Regions from separate parts of the Homo sapiens genome. Here region 2 is linked to region 1. Evidence: read pairs that join two places in POLR2A ChIA-PET (ENCODE). Cell type or tissue: Panc1. All regions are shown on one strand. Links, peaks and the distances in the headings refer to the core of each region. The heading gives the core; the rest is flanking DNA.

Region 1 (4,404 bases), core at 334-4,333:
CAACAAATATGAAACCTAAATGGATGTTCTCCAGTGAGCTTCTGCAGGGCAAATAATTCAGCTAGGGAATTACTCACTTGTCAGCAGATGACGTAGGTACAAAAGAGTAAGGATATGTTTAAAGTCTATATATATATGTGTGTGTATATATATACATATACATATATATATATATAAAACTTTTTTTCAGATATAAATGAATGTGATGCCAGCAATCAATGTGCTCAGCAGTGCTACAACATTCTTGGTTCATTCATCTGTCAGTGCAATCAAGGATATGAGCTAAGCAGTGACAGGCTCAACTGTGAAGGTAAAACTCTTCCCAGATAGTATGGAATAAAGTCCAATTCCTGTGACTGCTGTTGTTTTATCTGATTATGTACCCATTTATGAAAACAAACGCTTACCCATGGGAATTCTGTTCTAAAATCCAGTTAATGTAGTTCAGTTGTTACATTGCCTTTTTAGTGTGTTACCAAGAAAAAGGAAAAGAAATAAAAATAACTGAAATATTAGGTGCAGGCTGGCTCTAATAATTAGAAAGGGTGCTCTAGCATGTTGCGTCTCAGTGTGTTATCCAGTGACCAGGTATGTCAGCACCTCCTGGGAGCTTATGAGAAATGCAGAATCTCAGGCTGCAACCCAGACCTCCTGAGTCTGAATCTACATTCAACAAAAACTGCAGGTGACTGGTGTGCACATTTAAGTTTCAGAATAGCCAAGTGCATGTCAAAACATTAAAATAAAAATCAGGAGATCTGGTTTCTGGTTCTATTCCTGCTACTGTGTGACTTGGGCACATTTCTTGAGTTGCCTGGGTTTCACTTTCCACATGAACAAGAGGAGGGCCATTTAACTAGATTCATGACCTTCAGGGTCCATTGCATGTGCACATTTCGTTATATAATTCAAAAGGCATTAGACATCCTGAGGGGGATGCCACAGACACTTGATGTCCCTGACCTCCTCACGGTTCACTCAGCTTTACACAAAGCTCAAACCCCACCGAGAGAGGCCTCACATCATGCCATTACACTCAAAACTGAAAGAGGCTACCTCAGGACAGCTGCCTCTGCCCTTCTGAGTAAACTGTAGGGACATCACTATTCAGAAATGCAAAGCATTCTTCCCCTGAAAGTCAGATCCTGCCAAGCTGTCATTCTGGAAGCTTGCACAGGTTAGGGGACTTGGCATTCAAAGCTCAAATGAACTTGGCTTCAAAGTCACCCAATTTCTGAGAAGACAAACATGAACTCTACATCCTGGATGGGTCTGCAGAGTCCAAAATGAAGGCCGTCAACCACAAGCCAATTCATTCAGTAGTGTAGTTAGGTCCAGGATTAGCCAAATTGTCAGCAATGATTCAGTAAAAGTCATGATAAGAAAAACTTTTTGTGCTATGAAGTCATAGAGGGAAATAAGCTGATATTGTTAGAATTTGCCTTTTAGCTGCTTATAAAGTTTTGTATTTCTATTTCAGAATTTGCAATATTTTTACTCTCTTTAGCTCACCTCAAAAGTGTATTACTTCCTCTGGACTGTTGAGCAGAACAAAAAAAATATATATGTGTGTGTGTGTGTGTGTGTGTGTGTGTGTATATATGAAACCCAGGCAACTTAAGAAATGTGCCCAAGTCACACAGTAGCAGGAATAGGACAAGAAGCCAGATCTCTTTATATATATATAGGTAGATATAATTTTTCCTCCTTAAAATATAAATAATTTTAATTATATATAATTATTTTAATATAGATATTTTAAATCTTATAATTTATATATATATATAATTTATATATATATATATATCCAAAGTAGTGGTGCACAAACTTTTCAACTCTGTGTCCTTTCTCTTGTCTAATTCAACAGACATTGATGAATGCAGAACCTCAAGCTACCTGTGTCAATATCAATGTGTCAATGAACCTGGGAAATTCTCATGTATGTGCCCCCAGGGATACCAAGTGGTGAGAAGTAGAACATGTCAAGGTAAGTTTATTTTTTTTTTCATATGTTAGGTATTTAGTTTTAGCCAGGAAGAGACAAGAGGAAGTTATAGGATTCTCCTATAGACTTTCATTTTTCCCACTTTCAATATACAATTTAAGCTCTTTTTTCCCCTGTTCATCATAAAATATATACATCTCATAAAGAGGTGATTCTATGCTAATGCCGACATTTTTCGTCCTTAAAAGATAAATAATTTTAATAAAATATTGATATGTATTCTATGTAACCTACATCATCTCTTTGAGATACATCTTCAAATCATCCACTGGAAAAGATTCAGTTATTAAAATGTTTCACCTGTGAGTTTGAGTTTAGAGCATAAGCTCAATATGTGAGTTAAACATACCTCCATCCAGTCTTAGCCCTCTAAAACACAAGGATTATAAATTGCGTAAGAATGTAGGTGCTGAGAAAAGTCAGCCTAATATGTTGTAAAATATAGTTGAATATTTTAGAGAAAACTACTAGCCCCAAAATAGCTAATGACCTTGGGTCCAGTTTCAAAATAAACATTCAGATGATCTTCACACCTATACGTAAGTGGAAGAGGCAGCTCCCCACAATGGTATGATTTCAGAGTTTCTCAGGAAGATCTAAAAAAAAAAAGGACCCTACCTCCAATGTTGCATGTAGTTGAAAATTTTCTTAACAGGGAAAGGACTGTCAGATAAAACCAAAAACGTAGAAAATCCTGGAAAAGCTAGTACAAACACTTAAATTTACACAAAGCAACAAAAGAATGAAAAAATGACCAAACTTGACAGAAAACCTGTTTGAATCCCAGCTCCACTGTATTCAGTCTGCACAATCTTGAACAAATTATCAAACTACTCTGAGCCTCAGCTTCCTCATTTGGAAAAGGGAGTTGTGGGAATTTAGTGGAATAACATACATAAAAATAATTTGTAAACTATAAAGCTTGTACAGGTCAAGGTGTTTTTATGAAATTTACTTACCAATGTAAGTGACCAGTAGTACGTCTTCTGTAGAGAGTCCTTTTTAATCAGAGTTGGAGTGAAGGCACACAAGGACAATAAAGATCCTGTTAAGAAAAGAAAGATCAAGGAAAGGAGACACTGGGGATTCTCAGTCTATATCATGATTTTACAGGAAAATATTAACTTAGAGGAAATCCATTACCTGGGATTTTATAATAGGCACACAATTTTTCGACTAGACTCCAACCACTGAGTATGAGCATAATCAGAATGTAGTTCATTGCACAATGAACATCTTTATAACCCTTTCCAGGTTACTAGAGACTTTATAAATGTTAATTATGGGAAAACATTGCATTCCAATGATTTTACTTACTGAACCCTAATTGAGACTTTCAACATGCATATTACATGCAAGAAAATGTTAGCTAGTGGAATGTCTTAACAAATTTCTCTGGAGTCCTTCAAACAAATATCTATGTGTTTCTGATCAAAAATTGATTTGATGCTCAGCAAAAGACAGAAGCAGATTAATGCACGGTGGGATCCGACCTGCCTAGCCTATCTATGTGGAAACATTTATATCTATTGTAATTAAAGGTGGAAAATGCACCAAAATTGTAAGTGGGGGATTCCTAAATGTTATATATTGAAGATATGCAGCTTCAGAATGTTTGGTTAAGCCAAAACATTTTTTGTGAAAAAGACTTAGCATTCTTCTAAAGTATAAAGCAATTGCTTTCTCCTACGGAAATCGTTCCTTCTGAGCCTTGTCCACAGGAATAAAATGAAATTGAAAGTTTTGGATTCTTAACTTTCTCTAAAAGACTTATTTTGTGGATGAAATAACTGTTCTCATTTCACAGGCCTATACAAATGAAAACTGTGTGTGTGTGTGTGTGTGTGTGTGTGTGTGTGTGGAGAGAGAGACAGAGAGACAAAAGAATACACATACACATAGACACACACTCATCAAATATTTTGAGAGTATTAATTTCTGAAAAATCTTCCAGAATGATTAAGGTGATGATTATGCTAGGCTCTACATTAATGGAAGTAATAAATGAAATTATAAGGTTGTCTTTTGCTTCTGTTGGACTCCATATAACAAATAAGTATTAGTTTTCCCTGTACCTAAACAGCATCTTTATTCTTCAAAAAAGTGGAAAATACTGAAAGGATAAGTCAATTGTGATTTCATTTGAAGAATCTAAGTTTTCTTTCTTCAGCCATAGCCAGCCCAAGAAGACACTTTTTGTAACTGTCTCTTGGAGACTACCTAGCTTTCCCAGTCTGTTCTTGAGTTCCAGATAACTTTAGCCAGTTTGGAAGCTAAAATACTTTTTTTTCCTCCAAAGTCAAGGCATGAATTATTTAGAGTATATGAACTTGAATGAGCCACTAAACCCTTATTTGTTTTTCATCCATATCAAGTGGAAATATCTTTCTCACCTACCT
Region 2 (4,404 bases), core at 254-4,253, 210 kb before region 1:
TACCACATTCAACTAAAATTAATAGTTTGCATGCTTACCTGAGCTTCCTGAGAGCAGTTACTCTGGCTTCCTCATCACTGAAGCCTTAGCATCTCACATAATAATAGCCTAGCACGTGGAAGGTGGTGAATAAATGATTTTCAAGTAGAATTTCTTTGTTCTTAATGAGTCAATAAACAAAATATCACTTAGCCAGAGCCAGTATACTATATAAGCATTGGAAGTCTCTGTTCAACCTGCTGTGTACTCCCCAGACAGTCCCAAAATCCTTGTCATAGTTCATCATTATATGCAAAACCTAGAAAATATTTTGCCCAGTTTTTCTATAAAATAAAACCACATAATTTTAGAATAGGTGTGTGACCTTGACAATCTTATACAAATCCCCTAATTTCACAGATAAGAAATCTGAAGTCCCAAGTAGGTAAGTCAAGGTCATACAGCTAATAAATGGCAGAAAAAATGATGAAATCCAAGGCTCCTTACTCCTTTGCCCATGCCTGGTTACTAGTCCGTGATCCAGATTCAGCTTGTTGAAGTCCCATTTCTTCAGGGGCTTATGAAAGGACTTGGGGGAGCAGTGGTCGTTGAACTGGATTCAGAAAGATCCACCAGTTGCTCTAGTTCTTTTTTCTTTCCGGGGCATTAACCCTGGACAAAAGCTGTCTTAGTACAAGGAGCAAGAAAGGGAAAACGTGATGGAAATTCAGCTAATGAGATATAAGGAGGCCTTTTAGGACAGTTTCAGATTTGTAACCTGCATTCGAGATAGACTACCCTTGGGTCAGATCTTCGGTAGTGACTGAGCTTCAGAATAGAATTTTTGAATTTATCCTGGTCTGAATCTGTGTCCCTGAAAGGATCCAGTATACTCTCCGCCTACACACACGGACACATGCGCACACGCGCGCGTGCACACACACACACACACACACGTATCCCTAGCGCTCTAGCACTCAGGACCTGACACTCAGTGCTAGCATGGTGCCACACAGAACCCTAAACTGACCAGAACCCTAAACTGTCAGTGCATGACTAACACTGCTTAGGCATCTCCAGATATCTTGCCCTGTGTCCTCAAAACAAAAAGAAACCATGTCCAAATGCTATGAAGCTCCGCAAAGGTCAAGATAAACACTGCCACAGAGCAGAGGAGAAGTTGAGTAGCAAAAGCACTTAGGCAAGAGAAAAGACAAATTAATTTCCTTACCAAACTTTTTCCTCCTGGATAGAATGAATGTGATAGATTCTCACAGAACTAAGAGTTATTGCTTCTCTGCAGGTACCAATCTGTGATTCCAGACGTGCTCACAAATTGGTACTATATTCACAACAGTTTCGGAAGTTGAATATTTCATAATGTTAAACAATTCATATTACTCTTAAATTTATCTTTATTTAGCTCTAGACATAAAATACGTGGAGAATACAAAAGTTTTTTACATTGGCAACCAGATGAACTTTCAGTGTCAGAACTGTGAATACTTTTATATTTATAAAAATAGAATTTCAAAATAAATGGCGAATTTCAGTTTTACCTAGAAATTTTATGAGCATAACAATTATTTTATTATGCCTATTGTATTTGTATTTTGCCTATTATTTTTAATAATGCTTTGATATTTTAGGAGAAATATAACTTTTAAGACATATAGTATATAATTTTTTCATATTTATATGTACTCTATTTTTTAACAAAATATAATCAAATTGTGTAGTTTGCATACAGATACATTTTATTTTTAATCCTTTAGCTCATTTCTATAAACAATTAAATTATAAAAAATATTAAGTATAACAACAAAATTAATGATTTTGCTAAAGAGAAAAAATAGATCTTATGGAATAATGCATAATAATTTATTAACTATGCATGTTTTTTGTTTTTGTTGTTTTTTTTGGGAGGGACTCTCGCTCTGTCGCCCAGGCTGGAGTGCAGTGCGCGATCTCGGCTCACTGCAAGCTCCACCTCCCGGGTTCAAGCTATTCTCCTGCCTCAGCCTCCCGCGTAGCTGGGACTACAGACGCCTGCCACAACGCCCAGCTAATTTTTTGTATTTTTAGTAGAGACGGGGTTTCAGCGTGCTAGCCAGGATGGTCTCGATCTCCTGACCTGGTGATCCACCCACCTCGACCTCCCAAAGTGCTGAGATTACAGGCGTGAGCCACCGTGCCCGGCCTAACTATGCATGTTTTTTATTACTCACGCAAACAATAATGGCTTATCTACAGAATACCAAGGCATGAAAAATAATAATTAAACTTAGTCATCTTTAGTGTTTTTCCAACTTTCTATTATATAAAAACCATAGCTTCACCCACATTATTTTTATTTCTTCATTAGGAATGTATATCTGTCAAAGAGGAAAGTCAGAACATGTTTTATTGAAATCGGTAGCTTGATTTAGAACCTTTATGTGTATAGACATATGGTTTGTGGGCCTCTGTTTGTCCTCTCATCCCAGCTGCTGAAATGTTAGGAGCGGCCAGTGTATGAGTCACCAAAAGTTAACATAAAGTGATTGAAGCCCCAAAGTAAGCCAACAAGGAAAGTAGGAAAATAAGTCTCTTCCCTTCTCTTGAAGTCAAGACTCTGTTTTTGTTTTGTTTTTCTTTGTTTCTGTTTGTTTATTTGTTTTTTTGAAAGCTCCTAGTCTCAGGTGGAAGCACACAAGCACATAGGCCATGGTGAATCAGTGTTACCATCTATGAAGTCAGTATCCAAGAAAGACCTACTGAGCTTTGCCAAATGTTCCTAGGAGGACTGGTCTGTTTGGATGGATGTTGTTTGTATCTGTGTTTAAGGGCTCCAGAAAGTACAAGGAATACAAAACAACAATGACACTTTTCATGTTTAGAGGCCCCGCCTGTGGCTTCCATGTCTTGGTTGTCATGGGGACTTGAACGTGCTCTGCCCAGCAAATTCCCTGCCTGCATGTGACTGGATGGTCTCAAGGATGTGACTCTGCAGTGTGTTCATAACGCTGTGGTGAAACATGACTGTTCTATTTTTGGTTTTCATTTCAGAGCCCTCAAAGAGAAATGCATTAATCTTTCATCTGTAGATTAATGTCTTACTTTTTATTTATATTTTATAAATCTTTTGCCATATCTTTTTGCTTCTTCAGTCTCCCAGAACAATCTTAATCGTAGATTTTACGTTATTCTTCAAAAAATATAAATTATTAAAATCTGGTAAATGTTCTCTCCTTGATAATTTTTAGAATTATTTTAAACAATTGGGGCTGCCTGTGTCTGTCTTCAAATCTTATCATCTTGTATTATTAGAAGAGAGTCTTGTATTATTAGAAATCCATTTACCTTGAGAAAACTTAGATAAACAACGAAGAGAGTGACAGCATGAGCAAGAAGGGAACCCTATTTAAATAGTGCAGGTGACTCCCCCTGACCTACCCCCAAACCACCCTCAACTCTGTCCCACTCACAGATCGCATGCCTCAGTGAACTTGAGTTGGGAGCCATGAATCTGCCATGTCCTGGGAACCAAATATGATTCCAGTATTTAAAGACATACCTTCTTCAGGCATTACCCCTAAATGTAAGCCAGCCACATTTGAGACTCAAACAGAGTCAGGATTCAGTCCCAAAGTTAGAGGAAAACAGCCAGTGCTGGGTGTTTGGAAGGCAGCATATTGCTCTCCAAAATACTACCCTCCTCTGCCATTTTCCAAAGGTAATTTTGACTAGTTATGATTTTTACCACATACACCAACTTCAGAAGTAAACCTTTATATACGGTATGAATTATAGTTTTACATTCAGCCCTATTCTTAGTCAGTATCACGTTCATGTTTGATTCACCTATCATATCCCTTGCAGCCCCCAGTGCAGTGCCTCAAACATGAGGTGTTTGAGAAACTGTGAATAAATAAGTTTCCAAGGATTGAGAAACACCTCTCTCTGATGGCCCCTGTCATCCATGTAACAAAGAAGTCACCAGATGGCTACTATCATATTGATACTAGCTAGTTTCTCCAAGTGTGGTGCCCAGATCATCTGCTTCAGAATTAATCAGGATTAGTTAAAAGTATTAAAAGTAAATTCATGGGTCCCACCCTATGTCTCTTGATGCAGTTCCTCTGGGAATGAGGCCTCAGAGCCGGGCCATCAGTGTATCTCTAAAGCTCCTGAGATGATCCTAACGTGCTTGCAGGGCTCAGAACCATTGTGTCAGACACTCTTTCTTCCACTTTAGCCCATTTACAATCTGCAGTATTAGCTACATTCAGCTAACAGTAGACGCTAGGGAAGAAGGGGAGAAGATCAAGGAAAGCAAAACAACATACAAATGTCAGGTCTGTGGGAAAGCTAAACCCTGGGCAAAGTGCTGCACAGCATGTGCTTTCAAAAGCAGTCAGCATCAACGTCAAAATAACTGGCTCT

The links. Peaks named below come from ENCODE experiments on the same cell type or tissue, not always from the same donor. Only the 100,000 strongest peaks of a DNase experiment are listed, where the experiment ranks them.
Region 2: POLR2A ChIA-PET joins it to region 1 with 5 read pairs; 2 of 35 experiments call an interaction of 5 or more read pairs at or near these places.

The regions. Positions count from the first base shown.
Region 1 is chr2:55,872,529-55,876,932 of GRCh38, reverse strand. EFEMP1 (EGF containing fibulin extracellular matrix protein 1) reads left to right here. Exons shown (of 12, transcript NM_001039348.3): 8 at 191-310; 9 at 1,868-1,987. It overlaps LOC112268416 (a long non-coding RNA gene), which reads right to left. Exons shown (of 4, transcript XR_002959388.2): 3 at 2,965-3,050. Among named protein-coding and RNA genes, the nearest start is that of EFEMP1, 49 kb to the left of the region's middle. In Panc1, for the core only: no CTCF peak of the experiment used is centred there; no DNase peak of the experiment used is centred there.
Region 2 is chr2:56,082,814-56,087,217 of GRCh38, reverse strand. The region is part of intron 1 of LINC01813 (long intergenic non-protein coding RNA 1813); the gene reads left to right. The region is part of intron 4 of LOC105374690 (a long non-coding RNA gene); the gene reads right to left. Among named protein-coding and RNA genes, the nearest start is that of LINC01813, 5.4 kb to the left of the region's middle. In Panc1, for the core only: no CTCF peak of the experiment used is centred there; a DNase peak (open chromatin) is centred at 2,597.